Regions from separate parts of the Homo sapiens genome. Here region 1 is linked to region 2. Evidence: chromatin loops called from intact Hi-C (ENCODE). Cell type or tissue: MCF 10A. All regions are shown on one strand. Links, peaks and the distances in the headings refer to the core of each region. The heading gives the core; the rest is flanking DNA. Region 1 overlaps LOC101929307 (a long non-coding RNA gene). Region 2 overlaps SEMA5A (semaphorin 5A).

Region 1 (10,844 bases), core at 1,130-9,129, 440 kb after region 2:
GCAAGGGGGCCCTAGGCCTGGCCAGGAAACCATTGTTTTCTCCTAAGCCTCTGGGCCTGTGATGGGAGGGGCTGTTGCAAAGTTCTCTGACATGCCCTAGAGGCATTTTCCCCATTGTCTTGGCAATTAATATTTGGCTCCTGGTTACTTATGCAAATTTCTGCAACATGCTTCAATTTCTCCTCAGAAAATGTGTTTTCCTATTCTATCACAACATCAGGTTGCAAATTTTGTGAACTCTTATTCTGTTTCACTTTGAAAAGTGAATGCCTTTAGCAGCACCCAAGCAGCACTCTTGAATGCTTTGCAGCTGAGACATTTCTTCTGCCAGATACCCTAAATCATCTCTCTCAAGCTCAAAGTTCCACAGATCTCTAGGGCAGGGGCAAAATTCTGCCAATCTCTTGTTAAAACATAGCAAGAGTCACCTTACTCCAGTTCCCAACAAGTTCTTCATATCCATCTGAGACCACCTCAGCCTGGATTTCATTGTCCATATCATTATCAGCATTTTGGCAAAGCCATTTGACAAGTCTCTAGGAAGTTCCAAACTTCTCCACATTTTCCTACCTTCTTCTGAGCCCTCAAAACTATTCTAATATCTGCCTGTTACCCAGTTCCAAAGTCGCTTTCGCTTTTTCATGTATCTTTAGAGCAGCATCCCACTGCTGGTACCAACTTACTGTATTAGTCTGTTCTCACACTCCTGATAACGACAAACCTGAGACTGGATAATTTATACAGAAAAAGAGGTTTAATAGACTCACAGTTCCATCTGGCTGGGGAGGCCTCACAAACGTGGCAGAAAGCAAGGAGGAGCAAGTCATGTCTTACTTACATGGATGGTGGAAGGCAAAGACAGAGTGAGAGCCAAGTGAAAGGGGTTTCCCCTTATAAAACCGTCAGAACTCATGAGACTTATTCACTACCATGAAAACAGTATGGGGGAAACCACCACCATGATTTAATTATCTCCCACTGGGTCCCACCCACAACACATGGGAATTATGGGAGCTACAATTCATGATGAGATTTGGGTGGGGTCACAGCCAAACCATATCAGAGAGGCTTCCATGAAGACCTCTGACATGTCCTGGAGACATGCCTTGATGGTTAACATTTAACTCTTTGTTACTTACACAAATTTTTGTATCAGGCTTGAATTTCTCCCCAGAAAATGGGTTTCTCCTTTCTATTGAATTGTCAGGCTGTTGCAGATTTTTCAAAAATGTATGTTCTGCTTCCTCTTGAATGCTTTGCCGCTTAGAAAATTTTTCTGCCAGGTACCCTAAGTCATCCATCTCAAGTTCAAAATTCCAAAGATCTCTAGGACAGGGGCAAAATGCTGCCAGTCTCTTTGCATAGCAACAGTGACCTTACTCCAGTTCCCAAAAAGTTATTATCTCCATCTGAGACCACCTTAGCCTGAACTTCATTGTTGATGTCACTATCAGATATTTGGTCAAAGCCATTCAACAAGTCTGTAGGAAGTTCCAAACTTTTCCACATCTTTCTGTCTTCTTCTGAGCCCTCCAAGTTGTTCCAACCTCTGCCTATTATCCAGTTCCAAAGTCACTACCACGTTTTGAGGTGTCTTTATAGCAGCACCTCACTGTCTGTGGTACAAATTTACTGTATTAGTCCGTTCTCACGCTGCTATGAAGAAATACCGGAGACTGGGTAATTTATAAAGAAAAGAGGTTTAATTGACTCACAGTTTCTCATGGCTGGGGAGGCCTCAGGAAACTTACAATCATGGTGAAGGCACCTCTTCACAGGACTGCAGGAGAGAGAATGAATGCCAGCAGGGGAAACACCAGATGCTTATAAAACTATAAGATCTCATGGGACTCCCTCATTATCATGAGAACAGCATAGGGGAACCCGCCCCCATGATCCAGTGACCTTCACCTAGTCCCACCCTTGACACATGGAGATTATTGCAATTCCAGGTAAGATTTAGGTAGCGACACAGCCAAACCATATCAACAGCCAACATTTTCCTGATGTTCAGACCCTAATATGGACAATAGGGACTATGTATTTCTTACCCACCAAAGGTGTGTTTTGAGAATCTCAAACCAAATTGGAGTAAAATTTTTTTATCCTCCAGGATATAATGAAGGGCAAAGTGTATAATGATATAATTGATATAGAAAAAGAAAGTAAGAAGAGATACTGGAGGGAAGGGAGAGGAAAAAAGGCAAACGTGGAACAATGAATTACAGAACAGGAAGAAGAAGAGAAAAGAAAGGCAAGAAAGGAGGTGAGTAGGTACCTGAGAATATGTTCATTTGGGTAGGAAATTGCTGGTGAACAGAAGGTTGATCTGGGAGCTAAGATGGCTGCAAACTTGTGAATTAAATTTAGAATGTGTTGAGTTGATGTAACAGTGCCATAGTTGTCTGCAGATGCTGTAAGAAAATATCATATATGGGTAGCTTAATCAGCAGGCGTTTGTTTCTCAAGGTCTGGGAGGCTGGGAATTCCAAGGTCAAGGTGCTAGCATATTTGATCCTGGTGAGGGCCCACTTCTTGTCCTGCAGATGGCCACCTTCTTGGTGTGTCCTCACATAGAGGAGAGACGAAGCTCTGGTGTCCCTTCCTCTGCTTATAAGGGCATTACTCATATTATAAAAGCCTCATCCCCCTCACCTCATCTAAATTTAATCACCTTCCAAAGGCTTTCTACCTCCAAATGGCATTGTCTTGAGGTTCAACATATGAATTTTCAGGGGGACACAAACATTCAATCCATTAAAAGTAACAGGACTTCCCAGAGTCAGTCCCTCCATTCCAGTTCAGAATGCAAAATGAGGAAAGCTTTTAGCCTGTCTTGGGCTATATACAAGGAAAACATTGTTTAAAATGTTTGTTTTTCCACACTTTACAACATTAAGAAGTTCTATCACAACCAACCATAAAATAAAGTTCTTTGACTTGACTCCTACTCTTTAAGGGTCTCAGGACCCTAAGTCTGTGCTCCACCCAACAATTTCATTATTGGGCATATGCCCAAAGGAATCATGACACATGTATGTGTCTGTTCATTGCAGCACTATTCACAATAGCAAAGACATGGAATCAACCTACATGCCCATCAGTGATAGACAGGATTTAAAAAAATGTGGTACATATACCATGGAGTATTATGCAGTCATAAAAAAGAACGAGATCATATCCTTTGCAGGAACATAGATGGAGCTGGGGCCATTATACTTAGAGAACTAATGCAGGAACAGAAAAGCAAAAACTGCATGTTTTCACGTATAAGTGGGAGCTAAATAATGAGAACACATGGACACATAGAGGGGAACAACACACACTGGGGTATTTTGGAGGGTGGAAGGTGGGAGAAGAGAGAGAATCAGGAAAAATGACTAATGGGTACTAGGCTTAAAACCTGGATAATGAAATAATCTGTACAACAAACCCCTCTGACACAAGTTTACCTATATAACAAATCAGCGCATGTATGCCTAACTTAAAATACAAGTTAAAAAATTTTGAATTACATACTTTCTTAAAATCTACAATAGGAACATTTAAAACATGAACCTTCAGACCCACAGAAGCTCTGGGACATTTTCTCTTGCCTCCGATGACTCTAAGAGTCCCCACTGCCTAAGTTCCTTTTAAAATGGAGTTTCCTTCATGCTCTGATGGCACCACCTGCTGGAACAAAAATGTCACCTAACACCAAGTGACATGGGCAATCATGCTTGGCACTCTTCTTCCAGAAAATGTTGACATCTAAAGTGACTTATGTTTTACCATCACCAAATTTAAGTTCAAAATTCCATGGGGCATATTAAATATAAATACTTAAGAATAAAGCATCTTACTTTAACAAATTAAATTTCATTCTATTGGCTTGGATGCCTTTTTGTTCAAATCAGCATTGTGAACTACGATAAACATCTAACCTGAACAAAGTTTAGTAATAAATAGCTGATGACATTTCCTGTGTGATTTTTATACATTATTTTCTCAAATGCTTTTACACAACATCTAGGAGGATAGACAAGCCATGGCACATGTCTGGTAAGGTTAGCAGTTCAAATCAGTAGATCAGTGAGTGTTATTACTTTTATTATTTCAACAAATTGTTGAATATATTAAACAAATTATCACAGTGGGTCAATTGGGTCAATAATATTCTTTTATGTTGGGGCCTAGGGAAACTTGGGCCAGAAATTGAAGACAGAGTGGAGCCAAAACTGAAGGGAAGCTGTTTATTAGACAAAATCAACTAGACATTGATGATGTCTCAGTCAGAGTTCTCCAGAGAAACAGAACCAATAGGATGTAGATAGGTAGGTAGATAGATCGATCAATAGACAGACAGAGATAGATTAATAGATTGATAGATCAATAGATTGATAAGTAGGTAGATAAGTAGATACATAGATTAATAGATTGATGGGTAGGAAGTAGATAGATGATAGATTGATAGATAAAGATAGATTAATAGATTGATAGATCATTAGATTGATATGTAGGTCAGTAAGTAGATAGATAGATACATAGATTGATAGGTAGGTAAGTAGATAGATAGACAGATAGAAAGGAAGAGAGTTACTTTGAAGAATAGGCTCACATGATTATGGAGGCTGAGAAGCCCAATAGTATGCAACCTGCAAGCTGGGGGCTCAGGAAAGTGAGTGGTGTAGTTCAAATCCAAACCCGAAGGCCCAGAACCCAGAAGTGCCAATATCTGAGGGAAAAAGATGGGTGTCCCAGGTGAAGAAGAGAGAGTAAATTTGCCTTTTCTCCACCTTTTTGATCTACTGGATTCCTCCAGGGACTGGATGATGCCTGCTCTTATGAATGACAGGTGAGAGTGGATCTTCCTTACTCAGTCCACTGATTCCAGTGCCCATCTCTTCCAGAGACACGTTCACAACCCAGAAATAAAGTTTACCAGTTTTCTGGGCATCTTTCAATCCAGTCAACTTGACACATAAATTTCACCATCACAGCTGATGACTAGAGAGTCACTCTCTCTCTCTCTTTCTCAGTTGCTGCTGCTTTCTTTCTCTCTTTCACACATACACATACTCAGAAACTCATACACACACTCATACATACTCACACATACTTAAACTCACACACACACTCAGAGCTCCGCACCATCTGAAGCTTAGATGGCAGCCCCTGAGGTGGTCTGTCCGTGGGCACAGGGAGAGCTGTCCTGGAGTGCCCTGCAGGAGGGCTCATGCTCATGACACCAGACCTCCAAAGAGGGGACCTGAACAGTTATCCTCACTGCCCACCTCTGCTAGAGCAGGAAGATAAGTTGGAGGATGTTATCTTGTTGTTTATAAACTGTTAATGAGTGAACAGTTCACAGCTCTGTAGTTGGCAGATGGCCGTCAGTATTTGTCATACCCTTTCAGAGCCTCAGTTCAAGATCAAGACCACACATTAATATACACATAGCAGGCCAGGCGCAGGGGCTCATGCCTGTAATCCTAGCACTTTGGGAGGCCAAGATGGGCGGATCATGAGGTCAGGAGATGGAGAACATACTGGCTAACATGGTGAAACCCCATCTCTACTAAAAATACAAAAAATTAGCCGGGCGTGGTGGCGGGTGCCTGTAGTCCCAGCTACTCGGGAGGCTGAGGCAGGAAAATGGCGTGAACCCGTGAGGCGGAGCTTGCAGTGAGCTGAGATCGCGCCACTGCACTCCAGCCTGGGCCACAGAGCGAGACTCCGTCTCAAAAAAAAAAAGAAAAAAAAATATATATATATACACACACACACATAGCAGTGATCCAGAAACCCCTGGTCTGCAACTAATAAATATGTAAGATGATAGATTAGTTAGCCTGATTTAATCATTTTATATTGTAAACTTATATAAAGCATTGCATCGTACCTCATAAATAAATATGAGTATTTGTCAATTAAAAATAAAAATTATAAAAATGAAGCAAATAAAAGCACTTTAGCATTTATTATCTTCTGAAAACATTTCCACCAATGCAAATTTTCTATTTTAAAATGAAGTTTTCTTTTCATTTCTCTTATTCTAACATTCTCCCTAACTACCCTTCTTCCCAATTGGCTTTCTTTTCATTCATTTTGAGATTATTTTCTTTCCACGAAAAAACAATTAGCAAATTCGGAGAGCTTTTGAATCTTACCTCAAGATCCACCATAGGATTGTGCTTTCTTTCCTGTTGGCTTTCACAGAGCTTGTGATGGAGCCACGCTGTGAGGCTGTTTATGCAGCCTGCCCCACTAATTTCCCTCTCACCGTCTGTAGTGAAGACCTTTATCTAACTTTAATACAGCAACACATGATGCTCCTCGATGAAACAGCTTCTTCCTTCAACATATGGTGTGTTCCTCTTCGTTGTCGAAGAATGCCTCCTAATTCTTCTTAGTACAAATTTCTCTTCATGTTTTCTGTACAGATAAACTAAATAGTACTATAACGCTCCTCCTAAGTAAACAGTATGCCACTGGATGATATTTCCAAATTGTATTGTGTATTTTCCTGATGTTTCTTATTTGCAGATTGTGACCAGGTATACTATAGCATCATTGAATGTTTTCATTTCACACTTTGGAGTTTGGACTTCTCAGCAATATTATTTCCTAGTCATTTATTAGAGTTTGATATTGGGATCTGCATACCAACATTTCCTTATATCTACCCACATACTCATCACTATGGAAACAGCTGCCCCAACATGGCATGATCCACTCCGATGTGTACGAATCCCATGACTCTGGCACTTCTTTGTAGGTGCTCCAGGAGAAACTCCTGGCAAAACAGAAGAAACATGAACAGCTGGAAAATACACAGTGAATACCCACATTCTTTATGGTTATATTAAGCAGAACATTATTTTAGACAGAACATACACTCAGCCTTTTAGACCTATGGGTTCCCTAAACCAGGTCAAAAATATGGGAAAAAGAAAAATAGATGGTTGCATCTGTACTCAATATGTACAGGCTATTTTCTTGTCATTATTCTCTAGACATCAAAATATAACAACTATTTGCATAGCATTTATATTGTGTTACATATTATCAGTAATCTAGAGAGGATTTAAAAGATATGAGAAAATGTGTCTTACACACATATTATATGCAAATATATATATGGGACTAAAGCATCTCTGTATTTTGGTATCCTTGAGATAACAGGGTTTATGTGTGTGTGTGTATGTGTGTGTGCACTCTCTATACTCAAGTGCATTGAACTCTATCTAGCTAAGTGATTCAGGGTGAGTTGATAAGCATCACTGAGTCTCTTTCCACATTTGTAAAGTGGGAATAGCAAAACTAACTTACAAAGATTGTTGTGAGAATTTAATATGACAAAAATATTGAAAGTATGTATGCCAGGTAAATAATCATCAACCCAGTCACATTTAGTTCTCAGTTACTTTTCTTTGCCTCCTTCTCTTCCTCCTTCATTATCTTCTCATTTTAAAATGTATTTTCCTCTCTGTTAGGCACCCTGCTGGCCAGTAAAGGACAATAATTTTGACTTCTGGATGTAAACCAGGAAGTTGCATGTTTAACAAGCATCTCTAGAGACACTGATACAATTGATCAGCTCTTTGCATTTTGAGGAGGTGGGGAACATGCTAACAACATCTGCAATGTGGATTATTAAAAGAAGATTTTCCCAGCTTTGGCTGTACACTGAAATCTCTAGGGTGTGTTTAAAAATCCTGTTGTCCAAGCACACACAAAAGCAAATAAATTAGAATCTCTCAGTATGGGATCCGGGTAGATATAGTTTTATAAGGAAATCCAACATAGTGCAAGGTTCCTAACTATTAATACAATTTTTAAAAGATATTAGCGATTCTCCAGCAGATTAGAATTGGGAAACCAATGATTTAAAACAACAGATTATATAACAAATAACAAGGAGAAAACACACAAATACTATGAAAGAGGCTGTCGTTTTTTGTAATAAACCATAATCTTAGAATAGTTTTAGGCTTAGAAAAAGATTGCAAAGACAATATAGAGGGTTCCTGTACACCCAAGCTCAGTTTTGCATACTGTTAATAATAACTATAAATTACATTACAGTATGTTACAATTATTACAACCAATATATAAGAATTAATAGCACATTCTTAACTCAAATTACTTCATGTAATTGTTTCCGTTGTTTTTGGCCTTTCCTTAGTTTTCGTCTTATGTCTTTTTCTCTCCCGGGATCCCATCCAGATATCACATTACGTTTAGTCCTCAGGCTCCTCTTGACTGTGATAGCATCTAGGATGTTGTTTTCTTTGTTTGGTTTTGTCTATTTATGTTTTATTTATTTATACTTTCTTTCCAACTTTTAGTTCAAGGGGTACATGTGCAGGTTTGTTACATGGGTTAATTGTGTGTTGTGAGGGTCTGGTGTATGGATCATTTTGTCACCCAGGTATCAGCATAGTACCTGATAGGTTGTTTTTCAATCCTCACTCCCCTCTCACCCTCCACCCTGAGGCAGGCTCTGGTGTCTACTCTGCCCTTCTTTGTGTCCATGTGTACTTCATGTTTAGTTCCCACTTATAAATAAGAACATGTGGTATTTGGTGTGCCATTCCTGTGTTAATTTGCTTAGGGTAATGGCCTTCAGCCCCAGCCATGTTGCTGCAAAGGACATTGTCCTAAGGAAGGACATGATGCCATTATTTTTTATGGTTGCGTAGTATGCCATGGTGTGTGTGTACAATATTTCCTTTATCTACTCCGTGTTTATGGGTATCTAGGTTGATTACATGACTTTGCTATTGTGAATAGTGCTGTGGTGAACATATGCATGTATGTGTCTTTATGGTAGAACAATTTATATTCCCAGTTATGAGGTTGCTAGGTTGAATGGTAGTTCTGCTGTAAGTTCTTTGAGAAATCTCTAGACAGCTTTCCACAATGTTTGAACTAATTTACATTCCCACCAACAGTGTATAAATGTTCCCTTTTATCCACAATCTCATCAGCGTCTGTTACTTTTTGACTTTTTAGTAATGGCCATTCTGACTGGTGTGAAATAATATCTCAGTTTGGTTTTGATATGTATTTCCTTAATGATTAGTGATATTGGATATTTTTTTCTGTGCTGTTGACAATGTGACACTCCTTTTGAGAAGTGTCTGTTCTTGTCCTTTGTCAATTTTTAATGGGGTTGTTTGTTTTTTTGCTTGTTGATTTGTTTAAGTTCCTTATAGAGTCTGTATTTTATACCTTTGTCAGATGCATAGTTTGCAAATATTATTTTTCCCATTCTGTAGGGTATATGTTTACTCAGTTGATAGTTTATTTTGCTATGCAGAAGCTCTTTAGTTTAATTAGGCCCTATCATTAATTTTTGTTTTTGTTGCAGTTGGTTTTGGAGCATTCTGTCAAATTACTAACAGCACTTTTTACAGAATTAGAAAAACGAATTTCAAAAATGTATTTGGAACCACAAAAGAGCCCGAATAACCAAAGCAATCCTAAGCAAAAGAACAAAGCTGGAGGACTCACACTATCTGATTTCAAAGTATATTACAAGGCTACAGTAACCAAAACAGCATGGGACTGGTACAAAAACAGACACATAGATCAATGTAACAGGTTAGCGAACCCCAGAAATAAGGCTGCACACCTACAACTGTCTGACCTGTGACAAAGTCAACAATAATAAGCAATAGGGAAATGACTCCCTATTAAATAAATGGTGCTGGGATAACTGGCTACTCATCTGCAGAAGATTGAAACTGGACTTCTTCCTTTCACCATATACAAAAATTACCTAAAGATGGATTACAGACTTAAAGGTAAGACCTACAACTATAAAAACCCTAGAAGGAAATGTAGGAAATACCATTCTGGACCTCGGCCCTGGTAAAGACTTCATGACATTCTTTGTTTTTTGATGACCTTGATACTTTTGGATTACTGGTCAGGTAGTTTGTAAAATATCCTTCAGTTTGTGTTTGCTGAACATTTTTCTCAAGGTTAGACAGGGGTTCTGGACTCTTGTGATAAAGACTAAAGAGGAAACATGCCATTCTTATCACATCTTATCAAGGGTACATAATATTAACATGATTCATCCCTGTGGATATTGGCCTTATCCATGTTTCTGTAATGTGCAGTTATTCTCTTCTCTTGGCTTGCCATACTGTATTCTTTGGAAGGAAGTTATTATGCACAGCCCACACCTGAGGAATCAGGTTTTTGCTCTACTTCCTTGAGAATACAGCATTAACAGAAATTATTTGGATTTTTTTCTGTATGGAAGATTTGTCTCTTCTTCCATTTTATTCACTTATTTTGTTACTTATTTATATCAGTGTGTATTTATGAATATATTATATTTTGGGTTATAATCCAATATTTCTTTATTTTATTGCTGAAATTGATCCAGTTTTGGTCATTTGGAGCTCTTTCAGTTGGTTCCTCTCACCTTTGAAATGTGTCTTTCTTTTTTATGTTTTTTTTTTTTTTTTTTGGAGCATGTCTTTTTTGTGTGTCACTATAAGATGCTCCCAGCTCTAAAGCTTCTTCTGTTAGATTTGGACTTTACTTACTGTCTTCTTTCATGTTGAGTTTGGCTATGCACCTGCTCAAACCAGGGCAGGCACCACACAACACTGAAAAGAATCCTCTAGGGAGGAACGCATGTGGTGTCAAGAAATACCAGCGAATAGCAGGTGAAAAACACAAACATGAAGGGCAAATGTAATAACTCAAAGAGCACCTCAGTATGGGATGATTCAGCATAAGGCCAAAAGTCTATTTCAAAAGCCTCTGAAATTGCTTTTGCATCATGGATCTGTTAAATATTTGATGTCTGTCTTGACATTCCTAAGCCTTAAAAGGCT
Region 2 (10,844 bases), core at 1,949-9,948:
TTTGCCATTGTGTTCTGGGCACTTTTTGAAATACTGATACATATTATATGTATATTTTTTCTATATGCAAGTCATGCATTTGTGTATAATGAAAATAGTGTTGCCTGGAGAATCTGAAATCTTTGAGATAACATGGCTCTTGCTTAAACCTTGCTCATATTTGAAATGCACATTTTCCATAGCTGCATTTTACACTATTATTCTAGAAGATTGCTTACTTGAGCACACATTTTGTAAATGTCAATTATACTTTTGAAATATTTTTGTAAAAATTATAGTATTTTTTGTCTGGGGGTGGGACAGGGAGATACTCCTAACTTTAGAATGAACAATATTTCGGCTGTCTTAAGCTTATGAAGTTTTCTGATCTCTTTCACTCTTAATCTAGTGGAGTATCACATGTCTCCAGAGTTATTTCCTATCCTTAGCTGGTATGCTGTGTAAGACTCAGGAGGAGCACGTGCCAAACCCAGGAATCAAGGCTCACATTGAGACTCTGAGCATCACTTTCCTACACACTGGCTGTGCTGCTGCTGATCCTACACTATGGGTTCTGATTTGGATCACCTTTGAAATCTCTTGTCTTGTGACTTAAGACTTTAAGCAAAAGCTGAATATTTGTATGCAAAGTAAAGGATCAAAATCTGGATGGGTTGGAAGTGCTGATAAATGAGGTAGGATGACCAACAGTCCTGAATTGCCTGAGATTATCCCAGTTTTAGCATTGATGACAGCCCTGTAACTAAGGAAACCTCTTTTTCCTGGGTGAACCAGGACAACTGGTCACCCTATGATGTCCTTTCTGCTTCCTAAGTATTTTAATTTACTTTTTCATCTCTTGGGCATCAGATGCCTGCCCATGAGTGGTATTTCTAAAAAGTCCCTTTACCTGCAGCTTATTTCCTCATTAACCTTCTCTTCCTGGTCTCTCCACTGCTTAACTTGTGTTAGTATTTGCTTAATAACAACTTTTACCCCCCATGAAGAGTCTTCTTTCTGACATGAGGTTAGAAAAATAAGGCTAGTATGGATGGCTCCACACATATCCTTGCTCCACCGTGGCCATCTTTATTTTCATAAATCTGGTCTTCAACCCAGAGATTATTTCTTCTCTTTGATAAGTTACTTTAAAAAATCAATTTACAGTTTCTGAAGTTGATTTTCTTTCCAAAACCTTGTTTAAAAACTAGTGTAGTCACACCCAAGATAAATGTGCATTTGCTCAGTTGACATCAGTTTTATGCACAAGGAGAGTCTGGTTTACTTAGCTCTTCATTCCCCTGGCTCTGGGCAAAACAAAACAAAACACCAATTTCAGAAGTTATAAAAGTACCATGCCTGGAATATTGCAAGATGGTGTATGGTCAATTTAGATAGTTGCAAAAATAAGTTTCAGACTACTCTAGACTATTTGTTTAGTGTTGCAAATTCCCATCATGTCAGAAGTCACCCAATGTACGGAATCTATACTTTTAGAGATAGAAGTGCTACATCTCCCCTTTCTCCCTGGAATACTAATTTGTGTTGGGTCTTGAGAATGCATTTCTAATATGCCCAACTCAAATTTCACAATATTTTCCACCTCCTTTTCATGTCTCAGACAAGGTTTTTTTCAAACGGAAAGAAAAGGAGGATCAGAGGTCTTATGAATCAGAAAGCTGTCCGATACTGGGCTGAGCTTCAGGGCTCAGAATGTTGCTTTGCCTCTGTACATTCGTCAAGGTTTCTCAGCACTAGGGGAATGGGGAAAAGATAACCATTCCGACTCCTTCTGTTCCTAGCACGACTGTGTAGTTTTCTCAGTCACTTGAGCATGGGTTGGCCTGCAGAAAATGGTGTGCTACTACAATGGAGTCTCTAAAGATTTGGCTTTATTTCTAGGTATCTAAAAATGGTGGCTTACCATTGTAGTTGTTTATAGTGTAGATAGTAAACTGTAGAGATTGTAGTAAAGTATTACTATGTATAGATATGGATATAAAGATAGTAAAGTTGCGGTGGGGGGTAGGATTTTTTTATTGCTCTTGTAAGTTATTACCTTGATTGCTGATAGAAGCCAGATTGGAACAGGTGGCTGCAGGTCTGTTGTCCAAGTGAGCTTGTTCATACTGATTCCAGCTTTAAGCCTTCTCATTCTCAAGGTCATGTTCTAGACCTGGGCTGCCCTCGCCTGCCCACAGGTCTGGAGACCCTGAAGAAGCGAGTGAATATGTACTTCCTGTAGACAATCCCATCCTAGGAAGAGCGGGGAGGGCAGAGGGAGGAGCACAGTGGAGTCACACAGGCCCGTCCTTTGCCCCCAGAGCACAGCAAGTGAAAGGGTAGAGGGGCAGGCATGGGCTATACTATACCAATTGTGCTCCCCAGGGGATGGCACAGGGGACAGGAAGAAGTGTTCCCACAACACTATTAAAGGATGCTCAGACTGGCAGCTACTGGGACATCCAGGGGAGTCTCTGGGTGACACCAGAGCCCAGGTCAGCCCATTCAGTCCTGGTGGTTGTAGTGAACAGAGAAACATTATGCCAGCAGGAAGAAGATTAGGTTCTTCCTTTACCTGGAAGCTGCCTGGAAACCTGGGGCCCCATGCAAAGCAGGTACAAATCCTGCTTTATTTCTCTGCAGCCTGTGACTTGGGCTGCGTAAACTCTCTGTGCTACTGTTTTCTTACCTGTAAGTCAGGGTCTTCTCAGGATCTGTAGGTTCTCAGTGAGAAATTAGATGATCTGTATCAAGTGCTTAGCAGGGGGCTCAGGGAAATATTGTTATTATTCGTAATATCCCCCATTTGCCTGCCTCTGCACCTGGCCCAAGGCATGCCTGGATGGGATATCCTGTGTCTAGCCATTCTTACTCCAGCACACTTATTTTCTTGTCCTTATTAAAGTCCACTCACATGTTCAAAGGCCAGTTTCTTCCCTGTACTTGTGTTTTAACTTCTCCCATTCTCTCTAAGGATAATGAAGAGTCAAAAGAGCAAAGTGAACAAACCCATAGCTGGTGTTCGCCCCTTTATTTTCCAGCGCCAGGCCCTGTATGCATCATGCTGAGCCTTGTCCTTGGTGCTGGACTTCTGGAGAAAATGCAGAAGGCCCACAATACCCTCAAGGCCCTACTTTTCCATAAGGATGTGTTTACTGTCTGCTCTCCTGAAGTAGAATCCTGTCTACTTCACCCACAGATATTGCAAAGGATTGGAAATCCTGGCATTTGGAGCCATACTGGGGAAAATCCGGGCATTTGGAGCCAGCCTTAGGTTCAAGTCCAGCTTCCCCATTTAGTAGCTGGCTGACATTGGGGAAGGGTCTTGTCCTCGTTGTGCCTGGTTTTCCTTACCTGTGAATTTCCTTCACCTTATGAGGATTAAATGAATGGGAATTAGTAAAGTCCTTGGAATAGAGCCTAGTTCCTATTCAGTATTTATCAAATCAAAGAAATATAAGGTAGGTATTTCAGTTTTGGAGTTTGACCTTTCCTTTGATGCAGGAAAAGAAAATTGATGAGAAATGCTTGTGGTATTGTCTCAGAGCAAGAGAAAATATATGTAAGCTTTCTTGTTTTATCTCCACTTCCCCTTTGAGAACCCGGACTGAGCTCAAAATGCAAATTTACTTAACCAAATAATGTTGCTGTTTCCATACTTAGTCAGAGGGCACTGACCTTCTGAGGGCTCCCATTTATGACTTTCTCTCAGAGCCTGAATTCTAAATTATGGCTTCAGGATTTCATATGTCAGTGCTATGTCAAATTTTTCTCTTTGACCCTTTGAATTTAAAATCTACTTTACATTAAAAGAAAATATGAAGAGTCAGACAGTCACTTTTTATAAAATACTTTGAGTTGATTTTTTTAAAGGATGACAAATAAAACAAATATCTGGGTTAAAACACACACACACACACACACACACACACACACACACACACACACACACACACACACAAACAGCTTTCCCTGCTGCTGGGCAAAGTGACCAGATAAACAGGTCAGGAAGGGAACTGCATGAGGCTGATGAGAGACGCCATCCGTTGGAGAAGGAAGTCTTTTTATTCCAGAATTTGAAAGGTGAAGCAGATAGCTAGCTCTTCAAATTCCCTCTTGCCCCTGTTGCAACTGAGTGAATTAATCCTGGCTGACAGGATTACAAGGTGTTAAATGCTAACTAGCCTGGTTTCTGTACCAAGATGTTTGTTCCTCCACAGGGGAGCCCCATTCACGCTCTGACTTCATCCTTTTGGGATCTTTAAGAGACTGTGGTCTTGAGACCTCTGGAAGCTGTAGGTCACAGCTGCTGCCCAGTCCATAGGGGGAGGTCAGCAGGTGCTGCCGAGCTCTCTGACTGCCTTCTCTCTCTCCCTCCGCTCCCAGGAACAGCATTGCGGCCTCAGCTGTGTGCGTCTTCAACCTGAGCGCCATCGCGCAGGCCTTCTCTGGGCCCTTCAAGTACCAAGAAAACTCGCGCTCGGCCTGGCTACCGTATCCCAACCCAAACCCCCACTTCCAGGTAATTTTCGGGGGGCAAAGGGGCACTGTTGGCATCCCCCATGAAGAATGCAGAAGCCTTGTGTAGACAGGCAAGGGTAATTTAAACCGCGGGTGCATGCACCATGCAGCTGTCTCCCTGGCCCCTCATGGACAGCCCCATACTCTGCTGGCTAATGTCAATAGACCAAGGCCTTTTGTGAACTGTGGCGCCTGGACCCAGAAAGGGCCTTTTGTCAGCTGTGATGCCTGAGACTGGGCGGAAAAAGGCCAGCATTCTGCAGCAGGTTAGGAATCCAGGCTTCAATTAGTACTAATGATGCTGGGCTCTGTGTCCTCAGAATCTCTGATCCCTAATGAATGACATTCTAATGAATGGGGTCCAGGGCACAGAGCAGCAGAGACACACAAACAGGATTAGAGCGCTAATTGGCAAATGTGGTGGGATTCCCTGTTGGGAAGGACAGAATGTGATGCAGGCAGCTGAGGAAAGAAGAGGAGGTGGAGGCCCTTCATCTGTTATCACAAAACTGCAGGAGGTTCAAGCTTCCAGGGCTTTGTGAGTCATCCATCTCCCAGTGTTCAGAAGAAGCTGGGACCCAAAGAGATGAAGCAATTTACTCATGTTTGGTGAGTTGGCAGGTGTATTAGTCAGTTTGGACTACCGTAAGAAAACACCACCGACTGGGTAGCTTAAAAAAGAGGCATTTATTTTCTTACAGTTTTAGAAGCTAGACCTTCAAGACAAAAGCGTGAGCAGGGCCATTTTCAGGTGAGGGCTCTCTCTTCCTGGCTTGCAGGTGGACATCTTGCTGCATTTTCACATGGTGGAGAGACACCTTTGGGGTATCTCTTCCTGTTTTGTAAGGGCACCAGCTCCACTGGACCAGGGCCCCACCCTTATGACCTCACTTACCCTCATTTACTACCATTAAGACCCCATCTCCATATACAGCCACACTGGAGGGTAGGAATTTGGGTGGCTTACAGACATTGGGTCCATAGCAGCAGGCTTCCCTGGAGGGCCTTCTGACAGCTTTCTTAAGATCATCATCATCATTATCACAGCTGTCATTTTTAGCACCAGCAAGTCCCAGACCCTGTGCTAGATGCTTCAGATAGATCAGCTTGCACACTGGTGGCAGTGCTATGGTGGGTAATGCCTTCTCCATGTGCAGGGAAAGACAGTGGGCCTGGGGCAGATCACCTGGCCAGGGCCACACAGCTGATAAGTAGCCAAGTGAGGATTCCAACCTCGGTCCTCAGATGCAAAATCCTAGCCTATTCCAACTAAATGGCCATTAGTTACTATTATTAATCAGTGGTAGAAGTGGGTCCTGTATCTGGGACTCCCAAAACTGGGAGTATGGAAAGGTTCAGTGATTTTATACTTTACTTTGATTTTTGCAAGGACCATTCAATTATGATTGTTTTGAAAGAGTTTTGTGTTTGTTGTTGTCTTTAAGCTTTTGAAGGAGCATGAGATTAAAAATAAGATGGCTGGCTTACATGTCATCTTTCCATGTGCTGCTTTCCTTGAGCAAATTATGTGCATTTTTATCACACATCTATCTATTATGCATCTTTATTGCATATTTCCATCAACAAAGGGGGAAAGGGATAAAAATGCATGCAAATAGTTTAGGAGTAAATTTTGATAACACTGAATAATGTGCATTGTTTACTGTATAAAATATTTGATAAATATAACTCTTAAGGGCTGGACCCAGAGGCTCATGCCTATAATCACAGTGCTTTGTGAGGCCAAGGCAGGAGGATCTCCTGAGGCCAGGATTTCGAGACAAGCCTGGGTAACAGAGTGAGACCCTGTCTCTACAAAAATAATAATAAAAAAAATTAGCCAGGCACGGTGTCATGCATCTATAGTCCTAGCTATTTGGGAGTCTGAGATGGAGGACTGCTTGAGCCCAGGAGTTCAATCAGTGAGCTATAATCCATCCACTGCACTCCAGTCTGGGTGACAGAGCAAGACCCTGTCTCTAAAAATCAAAAAAGAATCATTTATTTGGTGCCTTCTACATATCAAATGTTGTGTAAATGCATATTTCGTCTCATTTTCTCCTCTTGAATACAGGAAATACTCCTTTTAAGAAAGTCCTTTGTATAATAAAATCCTGAAGGTTAAATAATTAATAATGCTTACTGTATTTTCCATACAGTGATGTTTTTATTGCAGAAGGCCTTACTGTGAACAGCGTGGCTTAGTAAACTTCATAGCCCCTTACCACCTCCAGGCAGTGGATAACTTGTAGCCCGTTCATCAGGATACCTTTGCAGCACACAGCAAATCTCATTTCCTAAGGCCAGGAGCGACTGGTTTTATAATGCCAGTGTCACACTGAATGGCTTACTCTCATTATGGGATGGAAGCCAGTCCATGTAGCATAATGAATGAAGCATGCAGAAATTGGCATGCGTTTCAGGCAGGAAGCTTGCATTCCTGAGCTGTTCTTCTCTGAGTATTATTTAAGACTCCAATGGAGCTCAAGTTACAGATTATGGTGATTCTTTGTATAACTCCTAGTACAAGTACACAGCAAGTGTTTTCTTTATGTTTACTCTATTTGATAACCACACTGGCAAAGTATCCTCACAGACATTCATGAAACCATCCAGACTGGCATAGAGTGGGAATTCAATTTGAACTAACGATCCCTCCCCAGACATGTATAAGAGGCCTTATGTTTGCAATAACCAACAATGGAAAGTGGTTAGATTTTTTAAATTCTTGTTTTTCCTACTGACATTTAGGATTTTGTGCAGTACTTACATACTAGAAGTAGCTAATTAATCAGAGAAGCAGAAAGCAGAATTGGATTCAGGAAGAAGAATGGGTTAGGAGAGATGGTGCATGATATTTCAACATTTAATATAGAAATCTCAAAACAGTAACAAAGCAACAAAAAGTATCATTTTTTTCGGACAAAATATATAAACCACTCTAGGCGGTGCTTCAGAGCCCTGCCCTGTTAGAGGCTGCAGTCCTCAAAGTCATCCAGACCCTGACCCTCAGTAAGACACGCGGCAATCACTGATATAAAACATCACCGAGGCCCAGTGGCACAGCTGAGCTGTGACAGACTCCAGAATTTTCTGTGCAGCTTTGATTACTGTCACTCTGAAAGGATGGAGTTGAAATGGACGAATAGACCCTCAAATGTAGTTAAGTGGATGAGGAGGCAGTTGTTGGAGGAGCAAGTGCGTAGATCTGATCCTGTCCATCAGGACCCTTTGATATGCAAAGCAGATTTGTTTTGTTTTGTTTTGTTTTTGAGACAGAGTCTTGCTCTGTTGCCCAGGCTGGTGTACAGTGGTACGATCTCAGCTCACTGGAACCTCTACCTCCTGGGTTCAAGCAATTGTCTGCCTCAGCCTCCCAAGTATCTGGGATTACAGGTGCCCACCACCACGCCAGGCATTTTTTTGTATTTTTAGTACAGACGAGGTTTCACCATCTTGACCAGGCTGGTGTTGAACTCCTGACCTCGTGATCCACTTGTCTCGGCCTCTCAAAGTGCTAGGATTACAGATGTGAGCCACCGCCCCCGGCCTGCCAAGCATGTTTGCAGCAAGATGCAAGGGAGTAAGTGAACAAAGGGACCATTAAAATTGGGCACTCCTGCAGGAGGTTAGGTGATTGTGGGCTTGACCACCATGCACTAGTGTGCTGGAACAAGAATGGATTTGTTGTCCTAGAAACAAGTAAATAAACAAAAGTGCAAATATTTATTATCATTTAAAAAAATTGTAGAATTACTGACTGAATTACTTGAAGAGATGTTGGCATGAAAACTGTTGTGGATTGTAGGGCACATGAGAGCAATGGCTGTGCTTTTACTATTTTTATTGTTTTCTTCTTGCATGGTGAACCCAGGGAGTCACACAGTGCCCCACACGGACACAGCGGGAGTCCAGCATAAAAGGCAAAGCTAGAAAATTTTCAGGTATTAGAGAGCTAAGTGGGTTGCTTATGATCCAATACATAGATTCTATAACTCTGAATACTCTTCCAACTATTTGAAATAGAAGCACTGGGTGGAATATTATAGCCAGCAAAATAAACCAAGAAGTAGTAGAGTATACCTCAAAACCAATTCTTGGCAATTCTGGCAGTCATAAATAAGATTGATACAGGCGATATATAAATAAAGATGACAAGGCGTAGCGAGTGATCCTGCCTCACCCCTGCCACCGAGAACTCCCTGTTAGGTGTCCAATTTTTCTGGGTTCCTTAAGAACAGCAAGAGATTCTTATTTGTATATTATGCCATCCGGTTTTCAAGATACCAATTTTTTTTTAAACACTATGCTTACAAAACAAGACCTGTGTGCAAACTTCACCCAGCAGGTAGGCAGCTAACTGCCGCCGTGACTTGGGTATCACCACTGATTTCAGGAATGTAAACCACCACACGTAACATCATGCTCAGAACTAGAACCTTTCTGCGTAGACATTAGATCAAGCCTAGTAGAGCTCTTTTTCATTTTTTAAAACATGTGTTGACAGGTAAGGACTTGTCTCTGACCTCCAAATGTTACTATTTAATACTGTAATTATATAAACTTTCCTAGCACATCCCCTCCCCCCCCCAATTACAACTACTTGTGTATTCACTCATTGTTTCCTTCCCTTCTTTGTTTATTCACTCATTTCCCTCTGGCCACTGAAGCTCAACAGACCATAGAATTGCTGTCCTGCTCCAAGACCAATGCATTTACCATTCACCATTAGTTGAATGGCTTCTCTTTAGTGCCAGGCACATTGTCTTGTTCTTTGGCATTTATAAGGACTTCCAGTTAATTTACAAATGCTTTCCACGGATTATCTCAGCTGGTCTCACAGTAGCCCTGAGAAATGAGCAGGGTAACTATTTTCCTAGCCACCGGACAGGTAAAGAGACAGAGACTGAGAGGCGAGACCTCACCTCAGACCATGTGGCAGGACAGCTGCCACTCACCTGATTCCATGTGGCTTGAGAGCCACGGAGCCAGAGTAGCACTTGGGTCATGGCAGGGCTGAGCCCTTCACCTAAACTCACACATGGGTCATGGCAGGGCTGAGCCCTTCACCTAAACTCACACATGGGTCATGGCAGGGCTGAGCCCTTCACCTAAACTCACACATGGGTCATGGCAGGGCTGAGCCCTTCACCTAAACTCACACATGGGTCATGGCAGGGCTGAGCCCTTCACCTAAACTCACACATGGGTCATGGCAGGGCTGAGCCCTTCACCTAAACTCACACATGGGTCATGGCAGGGCTGAGCCCTTCACCTAAACTCACACTTGGGTCATGGCAGGGCTGAGCCCTTCACCTAAACTCACACTTGGGTCATGGCAGGGCTGAGCCCTTCACCTAAACTCACACAGTCCTTGCCTGTGGAACTTGGGGTGCCCCTGCAAGGGTGTGATAGTAAATTAAGCCTTGGACTGGATGCATGAAATCCGTTTAACTCTCAGATTCTCTTTTTCTACAATCATCCCATCATTTTATGGCTTATGGAGCATTTTATCAAATGCTATACAAATATCTCATCTACTTTTCAAAAAGCAATTTCCATCTTATACGTTTGCACCTCTCACCTGTTATAAAACCACATATTAGACATGACATGTTATAAAGGGTAGTTTCAGGTGGTATGGGCCTGGAAATTCTTTTCCATCAAACCTACTTATGTGAAGTTCTACTGGGGATCAGTCACCATTTGTACCAGGAATTAAAGTTTATGAAAGACATGAGAAGGATTGGTAGTAGTTTCTGATTCTGAGCTTGGCTCTAAGAAAGCAGTGCTTTCCTTTCTATCCCTCTTTTTACCTCATCCTTGCCAGAAACAGTCTTATATAACATCTGCCAGCCTCCCCACAACACAGCTCTGAATTTATTTCCCAGCATTGTACAGGGCTGAATTTCCCCTTGCATATCCCAGGTTCATCTCCATGATATTTGCTCTATCTGAAATCTCTTTCCTTCCTTCTTCCTTCTTTATTCCTTTCTACTCTCTTCTCCCCACTCCTCTCCTTTCCTTCCCCATTTCCCTTACCTCCTCATCTCCTGTTCTTCTTATAAATTTGCCATGTTCTTTTCCATATTCCTGGACTCTAAACATTTTTTAATAATTTCTTCTAATTGGAAATACAAGTAGAAAACAGTAAGGCCAGCACAGTATTTTTGTAGCCCATGTGAATGCTGTTCGATCTTACAGATGAGAATGACCTAATGCTATCAGCTTGAAATCCATGCCTTGCTTACAGACCCCCTGCTGCAGTAGAAAAACTAATACATCTATATGAGATCCTTGATTGTTGCATTTTCAATTTGCTACCTAATTTGTCAGGCAGA

The links. Peaks named below come from ENCODE experiments on the same cell type or tissue, not always from the same donor. Only the 100,000 strongest peaks of a DNase experiment are listed, where the experiment ranks them.
Region 1: it touches region 2 in a loop (17-fold over the local background); 33 of 110 quality-filtered maps call a loop at or near these places.

What each region holds. Positions count from the first base shown.
Region 1 is chr5:8,749,520-8,760,363 of GRCh38, reverse strand. It overlaps LOC101929307 (a long non-coding RNA gene), which reads left to right. Exons shown (of 3, transcript XR_007058687.1): 3 at 2,114-3,960. Among named protein-coding and RNA genes, the nearest start is that of LINC02199, 85 kb to the left of the region's middle. In MCF 10A, for the core only: a CTCF peak has its summit at 3,690 (motif pointing left); a DNase peak (open chromatin) is centred at 3,673.
Region 2 is chr5:9,190,828-9,201,671 of GRCh38, reverse strand. SEMA5A (semaphorin 5A) reads left to right here. Exons shown (of 23, transcript NM_003966.3): 10 at 4,369-4,504. Among named protein-coding and RNA genes, the nearest start is that of MIR4636, 140 kb to the right of the region's middle. RefSeq lists enhancers at 3,935-4,435, 4,436-4,936. In MCF 10A, for the core only: no CTCF peak of the experiment used is centred there; a DNase peak (open chromatin) is centred at 5,081.